Regions from separate parts of the Homo sapiens genome. Here region 1 is linked to region 2. Evidence: read pairs that join two places in POLR2A ChIA-PET (ENCODE). Cell type or tissue: HepG2. All regions are shown on one strand.

Region 1 (8,000 bases), 820 kb after region 2:
CATAATTCACAATTGCAAAAGTATAGAACCAGCCCAAATGCCCATCAATCAATAAGCAGATACAGAAATTGTGTTCTCTTCAATTCTATCCTGCCTTACTCTGAAGCAGGCATGACTGTCTTCTGGTTCCTCGAACTTACTAGTGTGTTTATTCTGGCATCAGATCTTTTTTTTTCCCCCGTAGGTCTCCAATTCCATCCAGGTTGCTACGAATGTCATTTCATGCCTTTTTATGGCTGAACAGTATTCCATGGTATATATATATATATATATATATATATATATATATATATATAACATATATCATATTATATTTTATATAATATTATATATTATACAATTGCAGTATATAATATATATTATATATCATATATCATATATCTATTATATAAATATATTAAATATGTATTATATAGTTTAATATATAATTTATGTATATATTAAAAACATATTTTAATATGTATGTAAAATATATTTAAAATTATATATAAAATATATTTAAAATTATATGTATAATATATATAAATATATATTATATAATATAATATATAAATATATTAAATATATTTTATATAGAATAAGTTATATATTCTATAGTATATTATATATATATATATATATATATATATAATATATACCATGGAATACTATTCAGCCATAAAAAGGCATGAAATGATATTCATAGCAACCTGGGTGGAATTGGAGACCAGTATTCTGAGTGAAGTAACTCAGGAATGAAAAACCAAACATCGTATGTTCTCACTCATAAGTGGGAGCTAAGCTATGAGGATTCAAAGGCATAAAAATAATACAATGGACTTTGGGGACACCGGGGAAAGGGTGGGAAGAAAGTGAGGGATAAAAGACTACAAATTGGGTACAATGTGTACTGTTCGGGTGATGGGTTCACCAAAATCTCACAAATCACCACGAAAGAATGTGCTCGTGTGACCAAACACCACCTGTTCCTCAAAAACCTATGGAAATTAAAAAAAAAGAAAAGATCTGATGCAAGAATAAACCACTGGTAAGTTCGAGGAACAGGAAGACAGCCATGCCTGCTTCAGAGTCAGGCAGGATAGAATTGAAGAGAAATGAGGTTGATCATATATGGCCTTTGAGGTCAGGGGAGGGAATTTGGATTTTGTTTTAAATAGTATGGAAGCTTTTGAAGGGTCTTGAACAAGGGAGTGACTTGATCTGGTTCTTGTTCTTAAAATGTAATTTTGGCTCTTTGTAGGAAAAGAATTGTAGGTAAGAGTGAAGGCAAAATATAAGTTGGAGTCTTGTGGTAACACAAGTAAGAAAATCTTGAGAATTCTAGTGCTGGATGTGATTAGCTGAGTTGGGCTGTATTTTGAAGTTTGGAAAATATGTTTCATTAATGGACTTGATATGAGATAAGAAATAAGAGAGGAATCAAGGGTAATATGCAGACTTGTTACTTGATTAAATTGAGTGGACTGTGATCTGCACTACTAATAGGAATGACTGGGAAAAGGGCAGATGCAGAGGGGAAAAAAGCATAAGTTTTGGTCAGGTTAAAGTAGGAAGCTTCCTGGATGCCTCTCACACATTCACGTATTGGTGTTAATTGTACAGAGGGCAGACAACTCAGACCTGGGAATGCTAATACAGAAGTCATAAGCATACATAGGGAATTTAAGCCACAGGATTGTATAAAATCACCTAGTGAGGAAATACATAGAGAAAATAACAGTGGACAAAATTTATGTTGAGAAAGAGGAGGGAGGTAAAGAAGAACATTGATGAAATAGAAAATCAGGTGTCATAGAAGTCAAAGGAAAGACCACTCAACGGTACCAAACCTGTCAGAAGTTGAGTAAAATGGGACAGAAAGTTGGCCACTAGATTTGGCAACACGAGTCTTATTCTTGACCCCAGTAAGAGCTATTTTAGTAGAGTGATATTGATAATAGTTAATCGCAGTTGATTGAGGAAAGTGAAAAAGGTGATGGGGAAGAGACAACACAAATATACAACAAGTTAATGAGTTTACGTCTGAAAGGGAGCAGAGAAATAGGGCAGAGGCTTGAGAAAAGACACCTAATATTATGACATCCTAAGTCCACTGTGAAAATGTCTTGCAAGTTATAGAATAATTAGAAAATTATATATTTTTAATATGACTTCTTATAGGATGTCTGTGTAGGTGTGTGTTCATTCATGAATACGGATACTTCAGTTCATATATCCTAGGAAGAATAAGAAAGTGCCTTTGAAATTCACTCTGATGGGATGACTTTGAGGGGATGTGGCCTGAAGTTCCTATGCCCTTTGAGACTGCTGCTCTAGGTTTGGGATGTCTAGCCCGTCTACATGCCCCATCTGTTTTCTGGGACTTAGAAAACCAATGGTGAACATAGCTGTTCCTTTGTATATTTTGACTTCTTTCCTGACCCCAATTATTTCTTTTCTTTTTGAGACAGAGTCTTGCTCTGTCACCCCGGCTGGAGTGCAGTGGCATGATCTTGGCTCACTGCAACCTCCCGTCTCCTGGGATCAAGTGATTCTTGTGCCTCAGCCTCCTGAAGAGCTGGAATTACAGGCGTGCAGTCACCATGCCTGGTTAATTTTTGCATTTTTAGTAGAGACAGGGTTTCACCATGTTGGCCAGGCTGGTCTCGAACTCCTGGCCTCATGTGATCCACCTGCCTCAGCCTCCCAAAGTGCTGGGATTACAAGCATGAGCCACCACTTTCACCTTCCTGACCCCAATTATAAAACAAGAGTGTTATTTTTGATTTTTGTTCCAGTTAAAATAGCTCAGTCTTGGGTAAAAATAATTTGGGTGAAGTGGTGGGAATGAACCCTGGGAGAAAACCAACTCAAGTGCATAGGTAAAACTTTTGAATGGTGGTCATAAAGACACACAGCAGAGTTTAGAAAAAAGATTTTTCACAAGAATGCTCAGACCCTATGAATAGGTATGAGAAGTTCAAAAGCAGGGATGTAGATGAAGAACTCTACAAAATGTGTGACTTCTTGGTTACATTTTCCTTATAATATATTTATAAAATAGCAGGGGAAAATTGTCACTAAGTTGTGATTTCTATTTATTGCAACCATTTATTAAAGTTGATCATGTCTCATGTGATTTGTGTCACTGCAGCAGTAGGATAGGGAAGAAGGCTCTGGGGCAGTGAACAGGGTCATAGTCTTCTCTTGCTTCCTTTTCCACTGATGCTCAGATCAAGTGAGAATAGTCAACGGAAAGGCCAGTGGTGAGGAATAAATTTGTTAGTGTGGGGAAGAAAAGTGTGAAAAGGAACATGCTTTGTTGAGGAGCACATACTATGAGAATGACAGAAGACTACTTCTGAGATGAGCTATCCCTTTTTCCCCAAATAGAATAAAGAGAAAGTGGCAATTTCCAAGTGAAATGAAAACTGACATTGAGATTAATTATCAAGACCTCTTATCAGATCAGTGATTAGCATGAGTTAATCAGCAGCAAGGCCTGATGACCTTTGTTCTCTTTGGGGGCATGTTGACTTAGATTTGGGTTCTGGCTCATCAAACATTTACCATTTACCAGAACAATGGCCATATATGTTCAAAGTTCATAGTGTTGCCTGCGCTCGAATTGAACATGCAAGTAGATGAGCTTTATCCTACTTCCCATTCACAATTGCCAGGGTTTACTTCTAAAGATCTTCCACTTCAGGAAGGGCAGCAGAAAACGTACACTGGGTTCTTCACAGGCAACACTGGAGCACAGATTGCACTGTCTTCCTTTTCTTGGTTAAACAAGACCTCTGTTGACACTTGAATTAAGCATGATTTTCTCCAGTTGAAAATGTGAGATTCAGACAATTTAGCAGTAGACTGGTGCTGTGTTTGCCTAGTACCCTGTGACGTGTTCACTATGAAAGGCCAGCACACAGCACCTGAAATTCATAAGAACTCCAGAAGTGAGCTTGGTTGGACTTCTCATTTGTGGGATTGTCTGACCACTAAATGGTTGATGAGAGGCCTTAGTGGATGAGAGTATTGATACACTGAAATACACAAAATGCACATTTCCTTTTTTTTCAATATAAAATACCAATATACGGTCAGTGTATTTAAGAGGCTGGTAATATGAGTCTTTGTTAGTGTTTCTCTGTGTTTTATTTCCCTTTGCTTTCCTGAAACAACTAACTCTAATGAAACCTGACATCTTAGTGCTACAATATGTTGACCCTCCTTCTTATTGTGCATTGAAAATGTGTTAAATCATCTGTCTTAAAGTGTTTAGGGTGTCCTAGGTTTCTCAAAGGTGATCATGGCCCCAAGATTATTTGTTTTCTTATTGAAACATAGAGCAACCAGATATGAATGAAGGTGAGCACGATTGGACTCGATACCCAATAGCCAATTTTTGTAATAGACATTGTGATGCATGTCCCAGATCTTGTCTTCACAACATTCAGAACTAATTTGTTTCCCAGCTGGAGTTGACTGCTGATGGATCATGATTGAATTCCCTCTGAGGATGGCTCTCTGAAGAAGATAACTGCCTTGCCCAAGGTCATACCCCAAGGGGAGCCTGCATCCAAGAAAACATCAGTAGGGAAGAATAAAGACGTAGCCATCTTGGCAGAGCTGGGGACAATTCTGAAGGGCCTTCCTGTCCCACAGCTCTCTTTGAGATCAGCTGATGCCTTTGTTGCAATGCTTGCTGTTCAGCATTTTCTTCTGTTCCTGCTCCTCTCATTCCTTCAAAGATATCCCAGGAGCTCTCCAATAAACTTAGTGCATGCACATCTCCACCTTGGAGTCTGGTTCCTGAACAACAGAAGCCAAGTCAATGTTAAAATAGTTAGAAGATGATCAGGCTGTTTCTGAAGCCGTCTGTCAGAAGTATGGAATATAATTCTAAATGAGAAGGACAACTTTAACAGACCATGGTACAAGTTTCTCCAGCTTCCTATTGTAACGACAGCTAGATGGACAACTTTCTATAAACATCTCTTAAAGACCATGAAAGTTGGAAAGAAGGTGAGAGGAACTAAGATGCTATCAGGATTTCGTGAACTTGCTGAGATCCAAGTTCTATCGTTTGGCAGCAACATTTGCTTTGGATAGTTGATTGCAGCAGGACGGTGACCCAGGGCAATGTTTCTCAGACAAGGGACACTCGCTAAAAATTCGGAATCCCAGACCCTCCTTAGGGGTCAGAATCTGCAGGGCAGGGTCTGGTGATCTGTACTTAGCAGTCATTCCAGGACGTTCTTATAAATAGGGAAGACTGGGAAAATTAAACTATGACAAAAAGTCCATCCAATGCAGCTATTGAGAGAAACTATTTTTATAGAAATGAAAACAACAACAAAATCTCTGCATAGAGCCATCTTTTGTTATGAGCTGCCTTAGTCACAGTCTCGGAGGCCCAAACAACTACTTCTCCCATGTTGGTTACCAAGAAAACCACACTAATGAAAACAGTCAACAAATTAGATGTTCAGTCTTTCAAAGCACCATTTGTTCATGATGGAAATTAAAGCACCCTGGTGATAGAGCAATAGAATCCCTTTGGATTCTGGAAAGGCAGATTACTTTGTGCCTTCCCTTTGTGTCCAGGATTTGGGATAGATAATGATAAAGTAACTCGAGTCTTGGAATCTGAAGATAGGCATGGCAAGGTCATCTTCTCAGTGTTTCCTGAGGATCCTGTATTTCTTCCAGATGACCGGTGTTCTTTCTTACTTTGTTCCCTGTATTACAAAAGGCATAGTCAAATACTGGTTGATGTACTACACACATAGCCACATGCTAAGCTAATTCAGTGCTACAGAACATTATGGTATTTTTATTTGCAACCTATCAGGATAAATTATTTAGATGTTATTTCAATAGTGTTAGGTCAGAAATATCTTTTCTCCTATTCCTTTAAACTATAACAATTTTTTTAATATAACAAGTTGCTTTTCGTTAAAAGCATGAAAATAGTCATTCATGTAATTCCTGTTGGGTTTGCTAGGAAGTTAGCAATTTTAGACTCAATAATTAGATTTAGCTACTCCACGTTTCATGAGAATATTGGGACTATCAGCATTTCACCACTTTTAAATAGTGATAACCAAGAAGTCGGCAGAAAATAAGCTTTATTACATCTATGGTAATGAGGCTTGCTGTTCAGAGTCTCTAATAATTCCTTTGGGTATCCCAAGGAGTCAGAGCCAACGAAGGCAAAAGTATGTCTTTTTGACAGTCTAAAGACTTTGCAGATATTGATTTCCTATCCTTTTGACACTCGTATGGGGTTGATGTTTCCTTCATAAATGTACTTGGTTTCCCTCAGGGTCACTCAGTGGGTTTCTCTGACAAATTTACAGTTCTGGATAGATTTGTGATCACATGATAAAGTCTTTGACAAGTTTCTTTCCCCCCCTCACCCATGACTTGAAACCATTCTTTGCTAATTAAAAAGTTTCAGTCCGCTTACAAAGGCTTTATGACCAATTAAGGAAATCTCTACTGAAAAACATTTCAGAAGGTATGCTACTTAGTTTGCACAGGAAAAACGTACACCGCTCACGTTGTTGCTCAGAACTTCAGATATATATAATGGACAATTTCACTAAGTATTTGAATATTTGGGCCACTTCAAATAAACGTGTTTTTCCCCTTTGTAAGAGGATGTCTTTATCTTTTATTTATTTTTATTATTTATTTATTTTGTAGAGAAAGGTTCTCACCCTGTCGCCCAGGCTAGAGAGGAGTGGCACCATCATAGCTCACTGCAGCCTCAACCCCAGGGGCTCAAGCGATCCTCTCACCTCAGCCTCCTAAGTAACTGGAACTACAGACATGCGCCCACCACACCCAGTTAATTTTTAAATGTTTTGTAGAGATAGGATCTTAGTATTTTGCCCAGGTTGGTCTCAGACTCCTGGGCTCAAGCTATTCTCTCATCTTGGCCTCTCAAAGTATTGGGATAATAGGCAAGAGCCACCCCGACTGGTTTGTTTTTATACCTGGGTAAAAATACTTGTTTCACTATAGACTACAGCAACACACAGACATACCTAAATACAGACATACATAAAACCAATGCACATATATCAGCATGAACAATCAGATGGCTGAATCAAATTTTGCAGTGTATTTCAACCAATACTTACTATCAGCAGATCTTTGGCAGTGGAAAAGAGGGAGACATCATGTGACATGATGCCTTCAACATTTCATAACTTCTGCTTGAGAAACCAATACTTAGTATTTTAGTTTTAGGGATTCTAACATGGCATCACAATAACTGGTTGAAATGCAACGTTTATTTCCATTTTGCACTACCAAAACCAAGCAACAACAACAACTAAAACAAAATGTTTAGGTTATTTCCCCCTTTTGGATGAATTTTAATGACCTTGTGACTTTATTAAAAGTAGCAGAGATGAGGAAGGTAAAGTTGAAAGAAGTTCCAACTTCTGGAATTTGATTTGGTGACCAATGGGACAGAGTGGAACAAAACTTTCATGACGGCAAGACCTTATTTGTGCTAAATGGTGGGAATACAATAATACACAAAACAATATAAGCATTTAATATTTATTCAATAAAGAACTAATGGAAAATTTAAAAATGAGTTAGATTGGTTTATCTGAAGTTCCTAGATTGGGATTTTGAATGGGTCATGATTTTCCAAATCTATGCTGTCTAATATGGTAGCCGCTAGCCATATGTGGCTACTGAATTTAAACTAATTTGAATTAAAGTTTATTTATTAACCAGGCACATTTCAAATGTTCAATAGTCACAGTCACTAGTGACTATCCTACTGGATAGTATAGAGATAGAACATTTGCACTATTGCAGAATATTCTGTTGGACAGCGCTACTCTAAACAGATATGAAAATATTAAATAGAAGAGCAGGAATGGGAACAGCTGCCCTCTATTACAGTTTCACATTTCCAACTGCTTTCATACACGTCGTACTGACTCTGCAGACTTTACATATTTTAAATCCAAACTCAACCAAAATCTCCTCCA
Region 2 (8,000 bases):
CTGTCCCATGTTCTTTGATCCATTCCAAGTAAGTTGCAGACATTAGTATTCTTCTCTCCAAATACTGCGGTGTTCAGATCATTCACTCGAGTTTAATATTTGATGGCAGATATTTTTTCTTTTAAAGTAAAATTTGCATGCACTGTACTGCAACGAATCTGAAGTGTACCATAGGTACAGAATAATACCAGTGCCCTGCAAAGTGTCTTCATGGTCTTTGCCAGTCCACCCTCACCCTTAGACCCTCCCGTGATGGCGGAATGATATGGTTTGGTTGTGTCCCCACCCAAATCTCATCTTCAAGTGTAGCTCCCAACCCCGTGGGAGGTAATTGAATCATGGGGACAGTTTCCCCCATACTGTTCTCATGGTAGTGAATAAGCCTCATGAGATCTGATGGTTTTATAAATGGGAGTTCCCCTGCACAAGCTCTCTTCTTGCCTGCTGCCATGTAAGACGTGCCTTTCTCCTCCTTTGCCTTCTGCCATGACTGTGAGGCCTCCCCAGCCACATGGAATTGTGCCTCCATTAAACCTCTTTTTCTTTATAAATTACCCAGTCTCAGGTATGTGTTTGTTAGCCATGTGAGAACAGACTAATACATCTCCATAGCAACACTTCTGATGTCTTTCTGCCTAGTCTAATTTTGCCGTTCTAGGAGAACTTCATATAAATGGAGTCACACATGATCCGCTCTTTTGTGTAACTCTTCTTTCACTCAGCAAACTTTTTGAGATTCCTCCATGTTATTGCCTGTATCAGGCTCCTCCTGACTGCACAGCAGTGTCCCACTGTGTGACCGTCCCACAGCTGTGTGTCCATTTCTTCTCTCACTGGGTGCCTGCCCTGCTTCCAGGTTTTGGCTGCTTCGAATAAAGTTGCTGTGAGCATTCTTGAACAAAACTTCTGGTGGACGCATGTTTTCATGTCTCTTGGGTAAATAACTCGGAGTGGAATTGCTGGGTCATAGAGTAGGTGTATGTTTAATTTCATAAGAAACTGCCAGACCTTTTCCAAAGTGGCTGTACCTACTTACACTCCCACCAGCAATGTCTGAGAGTTCCAGTTGCTCCAGTCCTCATGGTGGAGGTGCTGACACTTTGTAAAATTGCAGTCATTCTGGTGGGTGTGTAGTGGTATCTCACTGTGTCCTTACCTTATTTTATGTGTGTTACCTCTGTCACTGCTGAGACCAAGAGTCACATAAAATGGCAGGAGAGGAATTCTCACATAAAGTAGGATGTACTGTGCCAAGTTAGCTCAGTTTGACTTCTTGTTTTTTTTTTTTTTTTTTTTTTTTTTTGGTGGGGAGGAGGGGGGTCAGGGTCTTGCTCCCCAGGCTGGAGGGCAGTGGTATGATCATAGCTCACTGCAGCCCTGACCTCCTAGGCTCAAATGATCCTCCCGTCTCATCCTTGTGAGTAGCTGGGACCACTGACATGCGCCACCATGCCTGGCTCATTATTTTATTTTATTTTATTTTATTTTTTGTAGAGGTTTCTTTTTCCTATGTTGTCCAGGTTTGGCCTCCCCAGGTGCTGGGATTACAGGTGTGAGCCACTGCGCCCAGCTAGTTTGACCTCTTGAGGACTTTAGAAACCCCCCTTTCCCTTAGACTATTAGAGATTTTTAATTCCATGTTTTTCCCTCTCTTGTGGATCTGTTCTCCCCTCAGAGGATACCCAACTCCATGGCAGAGCCTACTACTTTCACGGTCATGTCCCCACTGCCTGGTTCTGAAGGGAGCACGTGAGTGCTTTGCAGGGCTTGGTATGGGTGCAACTTGTTTCTGTGATTCTGGAATCAGCCTCACCAGACTTGGCCCATGAGGCCAGGACCTCTGATTGACCACCTGGGTCCCATGTCCAGCAGAGTGAGAGACGTATAGTAGGTGCTCAATAAATATTTGAACAAAGGGATAAGTAGAATTTCCCTTTTTCTCTCTTACAAGTCATTTATTCAATAAACGTTGTCTCAAGGTTATACGGTGCTAAGGAAGGCACTCAGAGCACTTTAGGAGCTCTGATAGAGATAGAAGGTGAATACGAGCTTGATTGCCGGGTAGAAAGAAGGTGGTAAGTGCTGCAAGAGACACAAGGGAATGACATGCACCCTGAATCAAGGTCTGCACGCTGTCACTTGGCAGCTGTAGGACCTGGTCATGTTGCTTGTCCCCTAGGCCTCCATGTGCCCATCTGTGCAATGGGATAGTAGTGGTTTGCACTGTACAAGGTGGTTGTAGAAGTGAGAGCCTCTGCCTAGAAAGCCCTTAGTATAGTGCCTGGTACGTAATGACTGCTCAAGGAAGGGGGAGCTTTTAGTTACAGACATGTACGATCTGAAGAAATGAAAGGCATTGAACTTTGGTGGGTAAATTGGGTCTTTTCCAGCAAAGGTATAAATCCTTAAAAGCCAAGATCATATTGTTTGATTTCTCTGGGCTCTCTGCTGGATACAGTGCCAAGTCCATAACTGTATACCCCATGGACACTCTATGTTAAATGGAGATTAATGTGTAAGAGGTGTTTTTTTTTGTTTTGTTTTGTTTTTTAATTTGGAAAAGAAGCTTAAAGACCACAATGGGTGTGGCATTGGCTCGACCCACAGATCTGCTTAGTCTCAGACAGGCACTTTGAACCAGTCTTTTAAAATTGCGTCACAACAACTGGTGCTTCATAAGGATTTGATGATATTCTTGGACATAGGATATGGAGTTCTCTTCCTGTCCAGCCTCGGGCTATGAGGACTAACCCTGCTAAGTCTGATCTCTTCTTAGGAAAGTCAGGAGGATTGCAAATAATCACCATGACATGCCTATAGGGGACTAGCCTGTATAAAAGAGAGCGTCAGAGTCTTATTTCTAAGAATAGGAACGAGGAGGGAAATGGTGAGTGGATGTGAACTAGACAGGTCACCCGGCAGTCGGCTCTTTCTTCCTAGAATGTCCAGTTCACGTCTGTGTCGCCTCTAAGGGCTGCATGGATCAGAATCACCCAACACTGGATCCTCACCTACCTGGCCAAACCAGTCCTGACTTTGCTTCTTGTTCAGGGACCCACAGCACGATGCTAACAGCTGGACCTGATGTCAGAGGCGGAGAACTGTCTGGATTTCCCTCCCAGCCTCCTCCTCCAACGCCCTTTTGATCCAAGATTGAGTAAGAGACATTGGCAGATGCTGAGAAGGACAACCCAATTGTTTTAACTTGCAGACCGAGGGGGAGATGGGTTCCAGTCTGCACATGACTCGTGCACAGTCCCCCCACCCCACCCTGACTTAGAAAATTCCAAACCGACTACAAGACCAGAAACAAACCACATGCCAGTCGCCCCCTTGTCTGTACACACATGTGGAGTTCAGAGCCACCCTTGGAGAGAGGCTGCTCAGGCTCAGCTCCCTGTGCTGGGCTTTCTAGATCTAGCTCTGTTCGGGGGAGTTCTTAGCCCGTTTTCTGGGGTTGCTGCCGTTTGGATGCAGGGTGTGATTCTTAGGGGTTAGGGAGAGGACCACCCTGGTAAAAAGCCAGGTTAATGGGACAATCTTCCATGCAGCTTGGCCCCCTCCATTCCCCTGTAGCTCCTCGCTCAGCCGCACTCTGAGAACAGCTTTTGCTCTGTTTCCTGGTCTCTGAATGCGGTAGCTGTGTCCCCGGCCTGCAACGAGGGCATATCATGTAACTCCTCCCGGCTTCATTCCTATGCAGGACAGGTAGGCTGCAGGCTCTAACAAGCCGCCAGCCAGGCTCCACTGAGGCCTCGGCACCGGTGGAAATTTAAAAAAAAAAAAAAAAAAAAGAGCAAGCAGTGGGGAGTGAGCGAGTGAGGGAGAGAGGGATTATTTTGTTTCAATGTGTTTGAAAGCGGGATCTGTGGCCAGTTGGGGTTTTTTTTTCCTCCCCCCGTTATTTACACAGTCTGTTCGGAGACACACTAGGGCCTGTTTGGATTGGGTGTTTGCTCCGGAGACAGGCCAAGTATTCCAGCACTGCGCTTTGGCACTGCCACCTCGGCGGCACCAGGAGGCCCAGTCGGTCACAAGACCTCACGGGGCCTCCTTGCTCTCTGCTTATCCTCCTTTCACCTCCTCTCCCTTCCTCACCACTGATCCCAGCCACCTTGGGCGGCTGGGGAGCGAGGCTGACCGCTAAGTGGACCTGACCTTCAGAATGAGGGCTTTCTGAGGCAAGGGCAGGGAGGGGTGTGGCTCGTGGAAGACAGAGAGAAGGGTTGGGGTAGGGACCCAGGGATAGATCTCTAGAAGGGTCTGGATTCCCTAGGGGCCTGCGATGAAACTTGCACTCTGTGGAATAGTTCCAGGGTTGAGGAGGTAAGCAGAGGCCAGACCGCCCTGGAAGTTTGCGTAAGGGCTGTTCTCCTGGGGGTGCTGAGCTGGGAGAAGGCTTGCCTGGGGAGGTGGCGGGGCCAGAGCTAGCCAGAGCTGTCCTGCAGGTCCCTGCCATGCTGAGGGTGATGCAACACCAGCATCTCTTGCTAGAAATGCAGACTCTCTAGCCCCAGCCAGACCTACGGCATTGGAATCTGCATTTTAACAAGGGTCCCAGGTATTGTGTGTGTACATTAAAGTTTGAGAAGCACTGCCTTGGGCCCACGTATCCCACAGGCAGTTAGTTTCCTGGCATCCTCATGATGTCTTGAGATGCTTTTGGACAAAGGGATTCTGCAGACCAGTACATTTGGAGAATGTTACAAAATGTACCCCCCACCCCTTGGAAATTGATTTGCTTATGCTTGCTGGTGAAGTCTGTGAGAAGTTCCATAGGAAGAATCCATCTAGTTTGGTTTAACTCAGTGTTTCCCACATTTAACATTTATTTATTTATTTATTTATATTTTTATTTCTTTCTTTCTTTTTTTCTTTTTTCTTTGAGATGGAGTCTCACACTGTCACCCAGGCTGGAGTGCAGTGGCATGATCTTGGCTCACTGCAACCTCTGCCTCCTGGGTTCAAGTGATTCTCCTGCCTCAGCCTCCCAAGTAGCTGGGATTACAGGTGTGCACCACCATGCCTGGCAATTTTTTTTTTTTTTTTTGTATTTTTAGTAGAGATGTGGTTTTGCCATGTTGGCCAGACTGGTCTCAAACTCCTGACCTCAAGTGATCCACCTATCTTGGCCTCCCAAAGTGCTGGGATTACAGGTGTGAGCCAATGCGCCTGGCCCTTATTTATTTATTTTTAAATGGACACATAATAATTGTAGATAAATGTATGGGATACCTAGTGTTGTTTTGATATATACAATGTATATTGATCAGATCAGGGTAATTAGCATATCCATGATCTCAAACGTTTATCCTTTCTCTGTGTTGGGAACATTCAATGTTCTCTCTTGTAGCTATTTCAAAATATATATCATTGTTAACTGTAGTCATCCTACAGTGGTATAGAACACTAGAACGTATTTCTCCTGTCCATCTATAATTTTATAGCCTTTAACAAATCTCTCCCCATCCTTCTTTTCCCCCTGCCCTTTCCAGCCTTGAATAACCTCTGTTCTACTCTTTACTTCCTATGAGATCTACTTTTTCAGCTTCCACATGAGTAAGAACATGAGGTGTTTAGCTCTGTTCCCAAATTTGACTGAGATCATCTCCTACCATTTCCCCCCACCGAGGAGTGAGCGTTAATGTTCTGTAGGGCTGGTGGTGTGTGGCTTCTGATTATTTATTTATTTATTTTTTTGAGATGGAGTCTCGCTCTGTCACCCAGGCTGGAGTGCAGTGGCGCGATCTCAGCTCACCGCAAGCTCTGCCTCCCAGGTTCACGCCATTCTCCTGCCTCAGCCTCCCAAGTAGCTGGGACTACAGGTGCCTGCCACCACACCCAGCTAATTTTTTTGTATTTTTAGTAGAGATCGGGTTTCACCGTGTTAGCCAGGATGGTCTCAATCTTCTGACCTCGTGATCCGCCCGCCTCGGCCTCCCAAAGTGCTGGGATTGCAGGCGTGAGCCACCGCGCCTGCCGGCTTCTGCTTTGAGAAACACTGTTCCTGTCAATCAGTTTACTCTTGGGATTTTCCAGGGAGCTTATCTTCACTTTAGATAAGAGGTCGAGAACATAGTGGTTAACAGGTGGATTTTGGAGCTAAACGAACTGGCTTCTGACCCTTTCTCAGCCCCTTAGTAGGGATGTGACTTTTGCCAAGTTATTTAGCTGCTTTGTGCCTTGGTTTCCCCTCTATAAATTTGGACTTATGATAGCACTTACTAGATGGAGTTGTAGCGAAGTTTAAATCATATGATACGAGGCTGGGCGTGGTGGCTCATGCCTGTAATTCCAGGACTTTGGGAGGCTGAGGCAGGCGGATCACCTGAAGTCAGGAGTTCAAGACCAGCCTGGCCAACATGGTGAAACTCCGTCTCTACAAAAATACAAAAAGTATCCGGGTGTGGTGATGCATGCCTGTAATCCCAGCTACTCAGGAGGCTGAGGCAGGAGAATCACTTGAACCTGGTAGGCAGTGGTTGTGGTGAGCTGAGATTGTGCCATTGCACTCCAGCCTGGGCAACAGGAGCAAGACTCCGTCTCAAAAAAAAAAAAAAAAAAAAAAAGTGATATGGATTTAAATTAGGATAGTGCCCAGAGCATAGAACCCTCTTAATAAATACTGGTGAGCTAATATTTTTGAGTCTTACTCTTGTGGGGTCACTGCCTCCCTTGTATTCTAGATGAATAATCTCAAACCCACTGTGCATCAGAATCACCCGTGGAGCTCTTTTGGAAACACAATTTCCCAAGGCCACAGGCCAGGTCTATTGAGTCAGTCTCCAGCAGGAAAGCCTGTGAATCTGCATTTTGAGAAGCTTCTTGGATGGTTCCAAGGTAGCCAACCTGACTTTAGATGGCAAGGGAGCAGCTGCTCTAGAGCCACTATAGCTGAGAAACACCTGCTCTGATTTCCCACACTGGTTTCAGTCACATAACTCAGAAGGGTCTGTGCAATCAAGCCTAAGGCTCTGATGTTGGTGGTAGAGCCTTCCTCGCTTTGCACTTCAGTTTCCTTATCTGCAAAATGAGGCAGCCATGCAAAGTGTAGTCCTTGGACCAGCGACATCAGCATCATTTGGGAACTTGATAGAAGGCACAATCTGTGGCTCCATGCCAGACCTATGGAGTCAGAATCCACATTGTAACAAGATCCCCAGGAGGCTCTTGTTAAACAGAAATAGCACCTCTCTAGAAAAGGTTGAAAAGAATCAAGTTTGCAAGGAGGCAAAGGCAGTAGTCTTCTTTCTTGATGAGAGGAGAACTCAGTAAGGCTGAGGAAGGTGCAGTGTCAGTGGATATTGGAATAGTGACCAGCTGTTATCCATTCATACTGGACAAGAGGAAATGAGCTTCAGGAGCCTCAGGGAGTATGGTCAGATTTATGAGAACATTTCCTGACATTGAAGGTTACAAGTTTCTGGGAAGGTTTGCAGGAATAAGTAAGCTTTGGATACGCTTCTCTAGAGTCCATTAAAATCAGATTGATAGCTCTGCATCCGTTTTACAAATGTTTATTTAGGTGCCAACTATGTGCCAAGCTTGGGCACCAGTAGCTTGAGGGAGCACTTGCAGATGGCAGTGGCTCTGTATGGCTTCTCTTTATGTTCACACTACCCATCACCAAGGATAGACATATATTTGCCTGTGCACAGAGCTTTGCATGATCCCATTGTTGGCATGGATCACCAGGGCACTCCAGCACAACCCATGGCCTCGTGGAAGTGTATCAGTTATCTGTTACTGAGTAACAAACCATCCCAAAACATGGTGGCTTAAAACAGCAACTGTTGTATTTGTCCATGATTCTGGGGTTTGGTCTAGGCCTGGCTGGGTGGTTGTTCTGCTCATCTGGTCAGTGGTTACTCATAAGGCTTCATTCTGCTAGAGAATTGGTTGGGGAACTGGGCTCCGCTGGGCCACTAGGACACTAGGCCTTTCTCTCTTTTTTCATATCATTTAAGGGCTTCTCTTTCTCCACGTGGTCTCTCAAGCTA

What was found. ChIA-PET counts read pairs that join two places held together with the same protein. Peaks named below come from ENCODE experiments on the same cell type or tissue, not always from the same donor. Only the 100,000 strongest peaks of a DNase experiment are listed, where the experiment ranks them.
Region 1: POLR2A ChIA-PET joins it to region 2 with 7 read pairs; 1 of 35 experiments calls an interaction of 5 or more read pairs at or near these places.

Annotation. Positions count from the first base shown.
Region 1 is chr17:71,677,496-71,685,495 of GRCh38, reverse strand. No RefSeq gene overlaps it. Among named protein-coding and RNA genes, the nearest start is that of ROCR, 340 kb to the left of the region's middle. In HepG2, no CTCF peak of the experiment used is centred here; a DNase peak (open chromatin) is centred at 3,565; H3K4me3 peaks cover 689 bases.
Region 2 is chr17:72,497,938-72,505,937 of GRCh38, reverse strand. The region is part of intron 1 of LINC00673 (long intergenic non-protein coding RNA 673); the gene reads left to right. Among named protein-coding and RNA genes, the nearest start is that of LINC00673, 91 kb to the left of the region's middle. In HepG2, no CTCF peak of the experiment used is centred here; DNase peaks (open chromatin) are centred at 3,147, 3,907 and 4,407; H3K4me3 peaks cover 2,250 bases.